Regions from separate parts of the Mus musculus genome. Here region 2 is linked to region 1. Evidence: chromatin loops called from intact Hi-C (ENCODE). Cell type or tissue: heart. All regions are shown on one strand.

The links. Hi-C counts contacts between places; a loop is a spot of excess contacts. Peaks named below come from ENCODE experiments on the same cell type or tissue, not always from the same donor. Only the 100,000 strongest peaks of a DNase experiment are listed, where the experiment ranks them.
Region 2: it touches region 1 in a loop (2.0-fold over the local background); 2 of 42 quality-filtered maps call a loop at or near these places.

The regions. Positions count from the first base shown.
Region 1 is chr4:58,746,154-58,754,153 of GRCm38, forward strand. No RefSeq gene overlaps it. Among named protein-coding and RNA genes, the nearest start is that of Olfr267, 36 kb to the right of the region's middle. In heart, a CTCF peak has its summit at 3,559 (motif pointing left); a DNase peak (open chromatin) is centred at 3,098.
Region 2 is chr4:58,657,626-58,665,625 of GRCm38, forward strand. No RefSeq gene overlaps it. Among named protein-coding and RNA genes, the nearest start is that of Lpar1, 110 kb to the left of the region's middle. In heart, no CTCF peak of the experiment used is centred here; a DNase peak (open chromatin) is centred at 4,356.

The sequences.
Region 1 (8,000 bases):
GATCACTTGAACCTTCTAGTGTATTCCTAGCCTGATGGAAAAGAGGGAGGGAGGGAGGGAGGGAGGGAGGGAGGGAGGGAGGGAGGGAGGGAGGGAGGGAAGGAGGGAGAGAGGGAGGGAGAGAGGGAGGGAGGGAGAAAGTTTGAACAAGGATTTATCAGAATTAACCAGTAATCCCTGTAGCAAATCATTTTTGTTCTGGACCTGGATCCCTGCTGCTACTTTTTGGTACCCACCATACCCAGCCTCAGCCTTTTCTCCTTCTGTGTCTTTAGAAGCCTATGCTCAGTCGCGAGAGCCACGCTACCACCTGCACATGACTTAAACTATCTGAAGGTTTGAAAACCCTGGGGAGATCTTGCCCATGACCAAATCTTCAAAGCCCAGCCTCTTGCCTGGACCTTGGATACCTTCCCCTCTAGGAGGTGATCTCTACCATTCCTCTGTGGGATACAGCAGAAGCTACAAATTTGCCTAAAATTGTACCCTTGCTTGGATATTGTCCTTCTAAGAGATCAGCTTACTCCTTTGTCTGTCTGTCTGGGGAACCCTAACTTCATATCTACCACTTATGCATAAGCTCAGATCTTCAGCTCCACACCTCCTTGTGCATAAACCAGTTCAGGGCAATCCCCAATTTTGTTTTGTTTTCTTTTGTCTGTTTTTAATCTCTGATTCTGAATGCAACAGTATATCCAGAATATATAAGAAGTATAATCTTATTTCTTCACAAGCACACACAACGTTCAGTATGTCTGGGAACCCCTTCTGTTTTAATGTGAAGTCCTTGGGTTCTGTTTGTTTGTAAACAATACTGAATTCCTGGCGGGCAGTCTGAAGTGGGCTTCTGCGCCGTGCGCGGCCATCAGTGTGCAACCCTGTACGCATCGCAGCATAAGGTGCACGCGTCACCAGTCAAAACTCAGTTTGGCATCACGTTATGGATGCGTGAAAATTCTATGCTTCTGAATGTGAGTGGATCCCCAGCCATTTCTAGAGACTGAATGTGGCCCTTACTGTTTCAGAGATAATGGGTCCTGTGTTTGGTGTTCAGACTACACGTCTCAAAGGGGATCTTTGTCTGCTTAGCATGGAAAAAACATTAGCTTCTGTATTTATTAGAAAGAGAACAGCAGCCCACACTCAGAAGAAACCACCCCTGATAGTGTTAAGTTACAACTGTTAAGTCAACCCGTAGGTTAGTGAGTTAGTAACCCAGGCCAGAGACATCGGGGCTGGGTGAGGGTGGGATAAACAGAGCCCATCGCGGTGGGGAAACATGGCAGCAGGAGGAGGAAGCAGAGATCTTACATCTTCAAGTGAAAGCATGAAGCAAAGAGATTGAACAGGGAGTGCAGTGAGACTATAAACACTACATAACGTCTAGGATCCAGGTCTGCTGAGATGGTTCAGCAGGCGGAGGCACTCGCTGCCTAGCCTGGCGACCTGAATTCTATCCCAAGGATCTACACAGTGGAAGGAGAGAGTTTAGTCCCACAAGTTGTCCTCTGACCACCCATGTGAATACTATGACATATGAACACCCCCTCACACAATAAAAACAAGTAAATGTGTGTGTGTGTGTGTGTGTGTGTGTGTGTGTGTGTGTGTGTGTGTGTGTATGTTCCAAAAAAGTAAGAGAAAACAAGCAATATTTGTCTCTCTGAGTTTGGCTTCAACTTTGCTTAATATGTTGATCTCCAGATTCATCCATTTTCTAACAAATGACATAATTTCTCTCTTTATGGATGAATAAAGACTTCTCTACTTTTTGATGGCAAAAGAGTATCCTGTTATATAAACCATAATGACGCTTGGGTTGGATCCATGGCTGGGCTGTTGTGTGTGGTGTTATAGTTAATTTGGGTGATCAGGCATCTCTTCAACAAACTGATTTCAAATCCTTTGGAAATAGGCGCAGAAGTAGGGTTGCTGGGTTACAGCAATTATTTCTTTACTCTTCTGAGGAACCTCCCTATAGTCCTCGAAAATGACTGGACTTCACAAAGTGGTTTGTTAAGCAACATGCATTTGAAGCACTGAGAAAATATAGGTCATACTTCTGTTATTTGGTTTATTCCTTTTGTTCAAACCATTCACAAAATGAATCAAAATGCTCTTCTGGGAACCTGGTATCCAGGTCAGTGGTAGAGTACATGCTGAGCACACACGTGGTCCTAAGTTCAAATCCCAACACTACTTATTGTTTAAGTTAAAAAAAAAACATTCTAGCATGCAACATTTATTGAAAATCATTTGAATTTATTTTGCATTCTGAATAGTAAATACACTTTTCTGTTGACACCATTATGCAAGAAATGTGTTTCCGCCTCAGGGTGATCTTAGAACATTTAACTACACAACTTTTATTGCAGCTCTCGTGTGTTGATGGTATGAAATTAGACGCAATGGGAGCACAGAACAGTCCTTTAGATACTTTGCCAACTTTGTCACTTTCGTGCATTTAATCTGTGTGAAGTGACCATGTTGAAGGTATTATTACTCTCATCAGGACGGAGCTGGGAGAATCAAATGCTTTGCCCAAGACAGCCCCAGGATTTGCAAACTCTGCAGTCAGGTGCAAGCCCCTGGTAAATCTGGTCTTCAGTGCAGAGCGAACGGACCTTGGGTCAAGGTCACAAATAACAACCATATAAGCAGCAAGCCTATAGACAATATGTGTTTTTAATAAATATTATACATGAAAATTAACGAGGACACATCATTTCTAAAATATTAAGTAACATAATTGAATGAAGTGTGTATACAAATAAAATTAAGTTTAAGAATATTTTGAGGTATAGCTTAAATAATCTTGAAAGCAGTTTCAATGCTAGGTTAAATTTGTCTATAGGAGAACTCAAATCTCCCTAATTCATAGTTTACATTTTCTATGGTATGCCGTGATCCTGGACAAAGCCTTGTGGCTGATTTGATGACAAAGCTGGACAGCAGGAGACTTGGAACCCGAATCCTCCTCAGCCCAACAGAGATTGGGCCCCAGCAAGACTGCGGTCAAGGGCTGAGCAGCACTGGGGCAGGTCACAAGGCGATCCCGGAGAACTTGTTCTATGAAGAAACACGTGACATCTAGCCACGAAGCTGTTGTTCTGTAACTTTTCAGCCTCGGCTCTAACCATTCCAAAACAGGAGCGGAAGAGCGGGTTCTGACTAAGCTGCAGAGAGATGGAATTTTAACCAGCCTCCTTGGGGATATTATGAGCATCTTACAGAAGGGGTCATATCCTGTTTCTTCCTCCGGTTGCTACAACTGTGGTTTGTATATTGGCTGTATCAACTAATGTGAATTTATAACCAAAAAAGAAAAAAAAACAGCCAAGAGAAATCCATACTCTTGCAAATGTACATTTCTCCTAACAGCAGGCACTGTTTTAATTCTGGTTAGGTTTGGTTTGGTTTTCTGTTATAGAAGAAAAAAACACACATTTTCATATCCTACTGTTATCACAGAAAGTAAAATACTGACATAAAGGAGTTTCGAATTCAACATTAGTATAAAACAGCAAACACACTAAGGGCCTTAATAACTACACAGTGCCCCCTAGTGTGAATATAAAAATTAGCATGAACCCCACCAAAATAATTGATCTCTCTGTTTCTCTCTGTCTCTCTCTGTCTGTCTCTGTCTCTGTCTGTCTCTCTCTCTCTCTCTGATATGTGTTATCAGATGCCCAAGGAGGATAGATAGAAATAGGTGTCAGAGCCCCCCGGTACTGTAGTTACTTCTAGTTGATTCAGTTGATTGTAGATGACCTTCTATAAGAACAGCAAGTGCTCTTAATGATAAGCCCATCTCCCCAGCACCTATTTACTCTTTTAAATTATAGGAACATTTATTTTTGTGTCAATTGACTTATATAAAACTTTATATTTAATTTATAATAAACTTCCCATAGGGTAGATGATCAGATTCAAATGAGAAGTAATATGAAGGCATATGAATGACTAGTAAGACACTCCAAAAAACAAATACACATTTCTAAGGGGAGAAGATAAGGGGACATAAGAGAGTAAGGAGAAGGAAATTCACGTTTCTTCACATTCTGTAACCCAGCTGGTCTGAAACTCAGCATTGGGTAAAGGTGACCTTGAATCTGAGATCTCCCTGACTCCCCCTCAAGAGTGCTGGGTCTTTTTATGCAACATTGGGAACTAAACTCAGAGCCTTGTTTATGCTAAGCAAGCAATCTACAGCTGAGCTCCATCTCCAGTCAGGAAATGAGCACCTAACACCTCTGGAACATAGCTGCTTTTTAAAAAGAGAGAGGAGGGGAGGATTTTCCAAGAGTTCAGGAAATATTAACTTGCAAAATTTTCCTGAGCCAATCATTTTGTAAATTTTCTCAAAGGAGAGCTCCCGTCATCAGAGTTGACCACCCACTGGCCACAGTCTTCCATGCTCTTTGGTGTTCTAGGCATTTCATGGTGCTTCTTTCCTCCTGAATTTTATGCTGGGGTCCGGACTTTGTCTTCTTTGCTCTGACCACTGAGAAGTGCTCTCCAGTACTACAGAAATGCAGGTACTCAGCAAAGCCAAAGGACCACTTAACAACATCCTGCCAGGCTTAAAGAGTTTCCCTAGCTGGACCCAAGATGGAGGGAGTCTCTGTCATGCATTTCTGCTCTTACGTCTTTGTTCTCTTCTTGTTTCACCAAGAATCTGTGTATACATCTGTACTGGCTAGTTTTGTGTCAACTTGACACAGGCTGGAGTTATCACAGAGAAAGGAGCTTCAGTTGGGGAAATGCCTCCATGAGATCCAGCTGTAAGGCATTTTCTCAATTAGTGATCAAGGAGGGAGGTCACCTTATGGGTGGGACCATCTCTGGGCTGGTAGTCTTGGGTTCTATAAGAGAGCAGGCTGAGCAAGCCAGGGGAGGCAAGCCAGTAAAGAACATCCCTTCATGGCCTCTGCATCAGCTCCTGCTCCCTGACCTGCTTGAGTTCTAGTCCTGACTTCTTTCAGTGATGAACAGCAGTGTGGAAGTGTAACCCTTTCCTCCCCAACTTGCTTCTTGGTCATGATGTTTTGTCCAGGAATAGAAACCCTGACTAAGACAACATCTTTTCTTCTTTTCTCAAACTCACTGCCCCAGTCTGGAGAATTCTTAGACTGGTCCTCAGTTTCCCTGAATTTCACCGTGACTCTTACATGAGAGATCACTAGAACCTCAGTTATATCAGAAGAGAAACCTGGCTATGATAAAATGAAGAAAATGCTCATATTTTGCACTGGCTATAAATTAGTGCCATAACCCACTGGATACTAGTTATACCCAATTCATCTATTGCTAAGACTTAATTCTGCTGATGTCCACTATGTAACTGATTGTTTATACTTCTTTTCCTATCTTGGTATCCTCAAAAGTTCAAGCCAAGCATGATGTCACTATATGATGTCACCTATATTCTCAGCACTGGAAAGGCTGAGGGAGGAGAATGATGAGTTCAAGAACTAACTTGCACAGTGAGACCCTATCTCAAATAAAAATTTTGATGACTCCTTGTATGTACTGATATTTTTTCAAAAACCAGCCACACTTGATTGTCGTATACGATATTTCATTTTCTAAAATTGAGAGGAGAAGAGCAATAATATTTTACCTTAATAAAATTAACTTTTACTTATATGTGTATGTGTTCCCTATAGTAAGACTATACAGGACAGCACTGAAAGGCATTCAACAGTTCTCAAGCCAACACAATGGTTTTATATTAAAAAAAAAAAATCCCTGCCACTCAGAGGTTAAGGCAAGGGGATCGCTTTGAGTTTAAAGCTAGTCTGACCTACAAAGCAGTATGAGACCCTGTCTCAAGAAAACAAGCAAAAGAAAACCAAACAAACGCTTGCATGTTTTGAATAAGTAAGACTTCTTGAAGCTGTTGTGCTTTCAGGGCTGGCTTTAGCAAAAGCAACAAGAATTAACACTTTGTTTTTGTTCCACTGGAGTAAACATGTGGAGAGATTCTAGACAGAAAGAACAAAGCTGTCACCCAAACATGGAAACACTGAGTAAGTAAGCATTACAGCTCAACTATTGGGCAAGTGGGCTTGCTCCAGAGGCATGGAAAACAACCTTAACACAGACTCAGTGTCAGATGGGGTAGCGTGAGCCACTTTCTGAGATACAACATCTTAAATTTATTCTAGATGGTGGTCTGGCATCATGGCACATGTCTATCATTCCAGAATTGGAGAGGCTGAAGCAGGAAGATCAGAAATTCAAGGCCAACTTGAGGTTACACCACAAGCCCTTGTCTCAAAAAATAAAACAAGTAACAAAAAAGATGCAGTTGCATATTTATTCAGTTAGGGAAACATCAGGTTATGAGAAAAGATGAAACACTTGTATGTGAAACACTTTATTTTATTTATAACTATCCTATTCCTAAGAGAGGGTCCTTCAAGCCCTCCTTCACCCTTTAACTTCACAACCCACCCACTGGCAGATTTCTGCTGGAATGTGGGAACTGTTAGGACTCAAAGAAACCCAGGACAATTTACTAAGTAAAGTACATATTTAACATATAAAAGTGCATGCTGCTACCTGAAAGCCTTTCTCCTAAGGGCTGGGCTTCCACTTCCCACCCCAAGCCTGAACACTATATAATGTAACTCAGCCATTTTGGCTACAATTCTCTTGGCCTCCTGGCCCAGGCAGCATCTCTTGGTCAGCTGACTGTGTCCCGCCTTGACTCTCCCCCTGCCTGCTTTCTCCCTCATATCTACAGTAGAAACTGTCTCCATACTTTAGTAGTCGTCATCATGTCCTCCTCCTTTTATTTCATCTTTTAGTTAAGAAACAAAGATTCTTTGAGGCTGTTGTGTTTTATTAAAGAGAGAGAGAGAGAGATGTTTGATGGATGAGCAGTCAGATGTAGGGGAAGGGGTTGCCTCTGCAGGCCCAAGCTGAGCCATCCCTTCCCCCTGATGGACCATCCACACGACAGTACAGTATAGAATAGGGTTTATTCAGAGCATGGGGAGGGAAGTTGAGAGGGTAGTAGAGACAGAGAAAGGCAGAGAGAGAATAGAGAAGTAGAAGCTGGCCGTGAGAACATGAAGAGAGAGGGGAAGGGAATGGGAAGAAAGGGAAAAGGGGCGAGAGAACAGAGCAAGAAGGCCAGAAAGACAGAAGAAGAGCCAAGCTGCCCCTTTTACAATGAGTCAGGCACACCTGACTGTTGGCAGGTAATGTGGGGCGGAGCCTAGACAAAATGCTAACAGAGGCCATGTTCTTTCCTTGTCATCCAACCCCAGCACACCACCAAGAACAATCATAACCATTAGCTTTGTGATCAGCAAGTTAGAAAGGGCAGATCTTGGTGAGTAGACAAGGTGATTTGGGGAGAAAACACCATTTAGGGTCTTCAGGCAATGAGGGGCTGTTGGCCTCTTAGTAAGTAGATAGGTCATTTCTACAAAGTCAAAGGACCATGAAACCTAGAATCTTGAAACTTGGGACTCAGGATTGAAACCTTCATCCCACACTATCAGAAACGCATTTTTTTTCAACATTGTCTTTGCAGACTTATTTTGATTTAGATCATTTCCTCCCTCTTTCTTCACCTTAATCTTTTGAGTTTTGTTTTCTGTTTGGTTTGGTTTGGTTTGGTTGTTGTTTTTGTTTTGTTTTGTTTTCCTGCCTTCCAACCATAGGTATAAGAGCCTCTGTAAGATAAATCAGTTTTCTGGCTTTCACATTTAGTTTGTAATTCTTATTAGTATATAAATTGTATAAAATAAGGGGCTTCATTATTACATTTTCATACCTGTATTTGAGTTTGTAATTACTAACTACTATTTCTAGTCTAATTCCACTCAGATTGCATTCTAAATGATACAAATTAGTTGAACCCCCCCCCCCCCGCCCCCTGTAATAACCATTTGAAGCAACACTGCCCCATTTGGAAGGACTAGGCTTAGGGCTGCAATATATAAATTTTGGAAAAATAAAGTTTAGCCTGTGAACACACA
Region 2 (8,000 bases), 89 kb before region 1:
CAAACCTGATAACCTGAGTTTAATTCTTGGGACCCTGTGGTAGAAGGAAATAACTGACCCCCCCCCAAAGATGTCCTCTGACCTCTAAGCACAACCCACAGCATTCTCTTGCTCAACACACACACGCGCACACGCACACGCACACGCACACGTGCGTGCGGGGGGGGGGGGGGGATACCGGAATGCATAAATGTAGTTGTGAGAATTACCCAGTAAAATCAGCTGAGAGTTATCTTCTGCACACACAGAAATGGCAGCCAACAGTGTGCTGATTTCAGGTTTGATTACCTGAGGTAAGTTTACAATTGGCACTGCAGGCAGATCTACAAATCTCCAAACTTTATAGAAGTGGAGAAGGTGGGCAGTGGTGCAGAAAGTTTCACTAGAACACAAAAAGCCACTTCCTTGAGCCTTTCTCCCAGGCTGCAAATGGGGCCCCTTGCTCTGTCCCTCACGTGTGAACAGCGACATGCTGAGGGGCTACTAGTCACTCTTTACATCAAAGCTGGAAGCCAAACTACTCCAGTGACTTTAAAGCAAGTTAAATAAACACCCATTAGGAAAAAGAGGAAAGGCTGTGGCCCAGAAAAACCCAGAGTTTTTGGAACAATGCAAAGCAGCAGACACTATAGAGAACCAACTCCCTCTTCCACCCTATGGAGCGAGGCCAGGAGAGCGAATTTCCCAAGCGTCTCAGAACCCAACTGTGATGGATGGAGCAACACAAGAAAGACCTGCTGCCCAATGCTGAGGAAGGTCATCAAGAGAGCTCCAGCTGCGCATAGCTGCTTTGTCCAAAGGCTCCTCCCAAGGAAGGTCAACTGGAGAACAGGCCTTCCAGGGAGCAAGCAAGATGACATCATAAGAACCCTGCCACGGGCCTGCAAGATGATTCTATAGGTACAAGGTGTCTTACCTCAAAGCCTGAGAACCTGAGCTCAAGCCCGGCAACCCATAGGACAAATGCAGAGAGCTGCTGCTTGCAAGTTCTCCTCTGACACACACACTCTGGTGTGGCGTGCACACATACAGACACACTAAATAAATACACACACATACGAGAGAGAGAGAGAGAGAGAGAGAGAGAGAGAGAGAGAGAGAGAGAGAAGGAACAGATGGTATATATTTTTTTCCAATGAAAAGAATTTAGCCAGGCAGTGGTGGCGCATGCCTTTAATCCTAGCACTTGGAAGGCAGAGGCAGGCGGATTTCTGAGTTCGAGGCCAGCCTGGTCTACAGAGTGAGTTTAGGATAGCCAGGGCTGCACGGAGAAACCCTGTCTCAAAAAACAAAACAAAAAACAAAACAAAACAACAACAGTAAAAAAAACAGAAAAAAGAAAAGATAGAACCCTGACACTAATTCATTTGGTAAAGTTCCAAGCATCTCAGAAAGAAAGGAAAAGTATGGCATAGAGCTGAAAGAAAATAATAGCAAGCAATAGGGTTCATATACAAAACATTCTGTAAGGCCCTGTACACTTGGGCTGGCTGGTGAGATGGCTTTTACCTCCCAGTCTGACAACCTGGGTTTTGTCCTCTGGTCCCACAGAGTGGGGGAGGAAAACAGACCCCTGGAACTTGTCCTCTGATCTCCATGTGAAGGCTGTGGAATGCACACATGTGCTTACACAGAAAATTAAATAAACAAGTAAAGAAAAATACAAATTTTTAAATGTCCCATCTACTTGCTTACAATGGGTTTCAAATCTCAGCTTAACAAGAAATGCTCTCTGAATGAACAATGAATGAGTAAAATAAGTGAAATAAGTTTGATAATAAATAATATTTTAAAAAATATGATCGGACCAATTATAGCCAGATGTGATGGCTTATCCCTGCAATCCCACTCTTTGAGAGGATAAGGCAGAAGGATTGCTTAGTGTTCAAGGCAAGTTGGGTCACATGGCAATTTCCAGGACAGATTCAGCAGCCATGTCAGACTGTCTCAAAAAGACAACAACAAAATTAAGGTCAATTATGGTTTATGTTATGAAGATAATCTTGCAAATATTCTTCACAAAAGAATCCATAGGTTCAATATAATTCTAATCTGCCTTCTGGGGAGTTTAGAAAACTGACTAGCATATATATATGCATATGCATATATATGTATATGTAAATGTATATGTATATGTATGTGTATATGTATATGTATACACACACACATATATATATCATGATACACACACACATATATATATCATGATACACACACATATATATATATGTATCATGATACACACACACACACATATATATATATGTATCATGATACACACACACATATAGGGGTGGGTGTGTGTGTGTGTGTGTGTGTGTGTGTGTGTGTGTGTGTGTGAATCGTGAAGAGAGAAAATAGATTTTGTCCTTTTTGATGGTAAAAATGAGCAAGAAAATTTTATGAACCAGGTTTGAAGACTCAATGAAATAATATTAAGAATGTTGGTGATGTAGGCAGAAAAGATAAATAATACCAAAGACCAGAACAGACCTAGGACATATGGAAATTCAGTATGAAATCATTTATTGCTTCTTATGGTTCTGAAATTCAGATAATTCATAATGAACTATTTCTACTTCAAGTGCTGCTGACGAAGCAGCCAGGCTGGAGCTGGGGGCTCCAAGGTGGCTTTGACTACGTACCTGGCATTTCATGTGAGGAAACTGGATGGTCTGGGGACTGGTTGAGCCTCCCCTGTCCCTTTTTCTCTCTATTTTGTCTTTCCACCACATTTACACATTTGATAATCTACTATGAGGTTTGTTTGTTTTTGTTTTTGCTTTTTTTTTACACGACAGCTGATCACAAGAGAACAGAAGTTCTTCTGTCTTTTAGGGTCCACAGTGAGCACAACACAATTACAGCTGTATTCGTTTGGCTAAAACAAACCACAGAAGCCGAAACTCAAGGAAAGCTGCGGCCCCAGCTATTGGCTGGAGGAGTTTCATGAGCTTGGGGAGATAGGAAGAAATATTTGTCTACTTCTGCAGACAACTTGTGAATACTTAGCTATTGTGATACACATATGCAAACATATGCAGCCCTAGAGCCAGCTGGTCTTGCAGACTAAACATATCAAACCTTACTTTTCAAAGAACAGGGGAATAAGGAATGTGCACCAACTCGTTGGGGCTGCTTACTTAGCCTTGACTTTTTAAAGGCGCACAAACCACTCCAAGAAGGAGAAGAAATCAGTCTTAGTTTAAAGCAAAAGTACTTGAATAAAATATTACAGCAATTAAATCTGTCAATACGTCAAATAACTAATTTATTGAATCCATGTTTCTATGAGCTCACATCAGAAAACACAATTCATGTTTAACAAATTAAAAAAGGAAAGAAAGAAACATCTCAAAGATGGAAGAATTGGGATTTTCTATTATTCAAAAAGGATTCATGATCTTAAAGGATTCTTAGTAGAGAAAAATAAGGGTGAACTTCCTTAACAAGCTTGGACCTACTGAAAGCTTAGGAAATCACCCTGAAAGGCAAGAAATCAATGTATTTTCTGTAAAGACAGAAACATGGTAAGAACCATAATCAGTGTTTCTATGCAACATGACCCTGAAAGTTCTAGTCTGGGAGTGAAACAAGAAGGGAAGGAGAAAGGGGAAATGACGTGCACACTGGTGAAGCAAAAACAAACCATGAGTTATTTTCTGGTAATGTTTCTCCTACTGAGAAATCCTTCAAATAAAATAGGCAACATACAATTTATATACCTGCATGATTGCAACATAAAACCACAATTTATAGAGACAGTGGGATCTCAATATAAATATCTTTGTTTCCTTATTCAGTAAGAACCCAAATGGAGCTATAAACTCAGTGATTGAAAAGCAGCTCATGTACACATAACTATTGTAAGATCAAAATAAAATATCCAATTTTAAATTAATTAAAATAAAATATTTAATACAATAATTAAATATTTGCTTTATTAATATTTAAAACAACAATTTTTAATTAATTATAGTGAATTAATGCCAAATGTTTTCTCAGGAAAATTGTTGACCAGATAGTTTGATGTTTAAGAACATAGGAAGTTTTTTTTTTTTCTCCAAGTTTAAAGACCAAAGAAGGAGTCATAAAACAAGGAACTGATAAATTAGACATCATGAAACATGTTACATGGTATTAGGTCAAGACCTTAACTATAAGCTATAATAATATTCATCAATGAAGCCCAAGGCCATTTCTCTCCATATACAAAGCACATCGGTGTATCTGGGGGTCTACCTGGCAAGCTCTCCAGGAGAGGTAACCCCCACAGAAGCAGGCAGTGGATGCAGGGAAGCAGGCATGAGGAACAATACTTAAGGAAATAGACAATCTGTGTAAGAAAGAAGCTCTGGTAAGCACATGGCTAGAATTTAGCCTCTCATGACAGATAGGGGCTATTAAGACAGCTGCAGTGTGATACTTCTCAACCGTTGTACAGAAGACAACCGAGGAACACCATCTGTGCTCTGCAGGCATGTCAGTTTCCACACTGCTGTGAGGGATTTGCACTGCAGAACTAACCACCCTTTCCTATTTCTGCAGCATAATTTAATAGTATCAGTTTCTTGGCCCAGGAATTCCGTAGCTTTGTAAATCCTCCAGTATATACATGAATTACACACAGAGGGACTCACACACAAATGTTCCTTGTTACAATATAGTTCTGTTCTGATAAGCTCATTATAACTTGAAAATACTGGAAGTCAAAAATGCATTTATCACACAAATAGGCACATTATGTGGATGAATATTTTTCAAATGTGAAAATACAACCACAAAATATGATATCCAAAATATATAAATAAGTAAAATGAGACTGGAGAGGACATTCAGGGAGGAAAGTATTTCCCGTGACAGCATGAGGTCATGAATTCAGATCCTCTACCCTCAAGTAAAAACTAGACGTGAATATCAGCACATGTCTATAACACAGCCCTGGGTTGGGGCATGGAACAGAGACAAATGGATCCTGGAGATTGGTAGGCCAAGTAGTCAAGCCAAAATGATGATCTCCAGGTTCAATGAGAGACCCTGTCTTAAAATAAAAGGTGAAGGGCAATAGAGAAAGACACTGATGTTAGTTTCTGGCCTGCACACACACATGTGCATGAACAGACTTGCACACACACACACACACACACACACAGACAACACAGTATCGACAGTTACCCTCATGAACATGGTATTCAACTAGGAGCTAAGACTCACTATGACTGTCCAGCAACAGGAGCACACACTGCACCAGATAACACTAGTCCACAATACAAGCAAAACTGAACGAGAAAGGACAGCTCCCAACGAATGCATACAGCTTTCATGTCACTAAAATTAAATTGAAAACCCCTAAGTCAAAGCATTATAGATCAGGATCCAGCTCTGTGTGTGCAAAGCTGCCCATAACTTTATTTCAGCTATAGAAATGAAAAACAGGCAAGAAATACAACATGGTTAAACAGCCATTAATGGTGACTGCAAAAGTATCTATGCATGAGAACACTTCTCCAAAAGTTTTATTTAGGGAGGATCAGAACTTCAAGGCCAACTTGGACTACACAGCAAGATCAACGCCAGCCTGAGCTGCACATAGTGATATTTCTCTTAGAGAAAATCATTTGATGCAAAAGCTTAGCTTAAAATGAGTTTTGCGTGGAGCTGCTGTTTAAAAGGTACAGCGGAGTATGGTGTCAACCAGCTCTATGACCTGCCTCCCAATTCCTGACTGCCCAAGCCCCGTGGTGGCCCCAACAGCCTTACCTCTAGGAATCTAGAGATAGCATGGAAAACTGGGGGGTGGGTTACTATATAATGTTAAAAGACTATTGGATGTATACTTTGAAAACTGTAAACATGAATAAAAAGCTCATGGTAACACATAAAAGTGACTTTACAAGCCTATCTGATCTCAGCTAGAGAGATGTATGTATGTGAATATCCAGTAGTTGCTGGGCTCTTGGTTACGTCTGTACTTTTAGTTAAGGCTATGTGTTCCTGTCGTAATTAGAGAGAGGTAGAAAGTCATTAACAAACATGAATACATCTCATTCAAATCCTTTAATTATGTGCATCTATAGGGGAGAAAGCCTTGGGATTTTAAGAAAAGGTTTTATTAGAAACAGCCAAGGCACTCCCCAGCAACCCTACCTCTGGGACATTTATCTGCGGAATTACTCAGAGCACATATGAAATCAATTACAGCCCCCAACTGGCTTAGGGAGCCTCTGTGTGCCTGCGGCCATCTCCACAGCAAATTGTCTCAGCCATGGTCAAAATCAAAATTTCTCAGTTGCCTTGGTTGACCTAGAAATGTTTTATGTAATTTGCTATTATCTGGAAGGAAAGCAGTTGTTTGAAAATAAATCTCTCTCTCTCTTTTTTTTTTTTTTTTAGTTTGTTAGTGTTGCCAAGAAATATTCTTCATCCGTTAGACAGGCCAGGAAAAAAAAAGCTCAGTAAACAAATGGAATCTCCGAAATGAATCTTAAACATTACTCTCCACCAATCTCTAGACAGTCAGAGTGACGGAGAAAGGGGGCAGTGCCTTCAAAAGGCAACGAATGGAGGTGTTCTATACTTTAAAAATTAAACATAAATAAGCAGAGGGATAAGGGCAATGCTATAATCATTTTTAAAATGAGTAGAAAAAAATAATAAAAGAGGCATTTTCTACAAGAAAAGCAAAACCAAAAAAAAAAGTCCCTTCTAGTTAAGATCACTTTTCTTTTTCCATTTTAATAATTTTTCTTACTTTTGAGGCAGGCTGGCCTTGAACTTCTGAACCTCTTGCATCTACCTGCCAAGTGAGGGCTAGGCTTGCAAGTATAGGAGCACAGCACATCCTGGACTCTGCACATGCGAAGCAAGCTCTGACCCACTGAGCTACACCCACAGGCCGTGGGCAACAGTCTCAAAAGGGCCCGTCAGCTGAAGGCAGTCCACCCATCTATCTGCACCTTCCTCACTCTTCATCTCTCTAAAAGGTCTGGCTTGAACCTTTTCCACTTTCTTCAAGCAAGCATCTGCCCATTGTCCCCATGTCTCAGGAGAAGACCTGTCTTTTGTCACTAAGGAAACAGAACCAACCAGCCAGTATCTTAACCATCAAATCTACAGACTTTCTGAACTTCTGTCCTGGTTCTCTCCCATCCCTCCTCTGTCTGAGCCTTCCAACTGAGCTGTAATGTCTTCACTCTCTCCATCTCAGCAACAGTGCTGCTTCAATTACTCCCTCTTTGACCTGCACCCTCATTTTCTGTAGAAAGAGCACTAGAGGCTCTTTAGAAACAACCCTCGCTCAATCCCTGTAATCCCCACTCACCCTAAACTGCAATAGCACATTTCTGCCTTCCTTTAGTGCAAACCTATGGAAGGTTGCCTGTGTTCACACCGCATCCTACACACTGCTCGCACTAGCACCTTTTGGCACACATGTGTTTACTCACTCCTTTATCATCTAGCCATCATCCCAACTAGGTTGTAAACTCCAAGCACTGAGTCCCAAGGGCCCATGAAATGTCCTGGCTAATAACAGGTACCTAGTAATGGTTTGTTCGATGGACGGTTGAGAAAAATAAATCACTATACCAATGGCTAATTGTCACAATGGGAAACAGATCCTCAAACCCGGGTGTACTTTATTTTTTAAATCCCAGGCCCCATGGGTTTGTACTACAACCTGGATCTCTGATAGGGGTGACTGATGTAGTTGGAAATCTCATAGGAAGCAGGGTCTGCCACGGAAATGAACTGAGACGTAAGGCTGTAAGATCCTTCCAAATGAACAGCACATCATGCAAATGGCTTCAGCTTGCGCCAAACTGAGTAATGAGGCCATCTCTAGATGGCCTTTCCTTCAGTCTCTGCTCCATACTTTGTCTCCATATTTCCTCCTGTGATTATTTTGTTCCCCCTTCTAAGAAGCACTGAAGCACCCACACTTTGGTCTTCCTTCTTCTTGAACTTCATGTGGTCTACGAATTATATCTTGGGTATTCAGA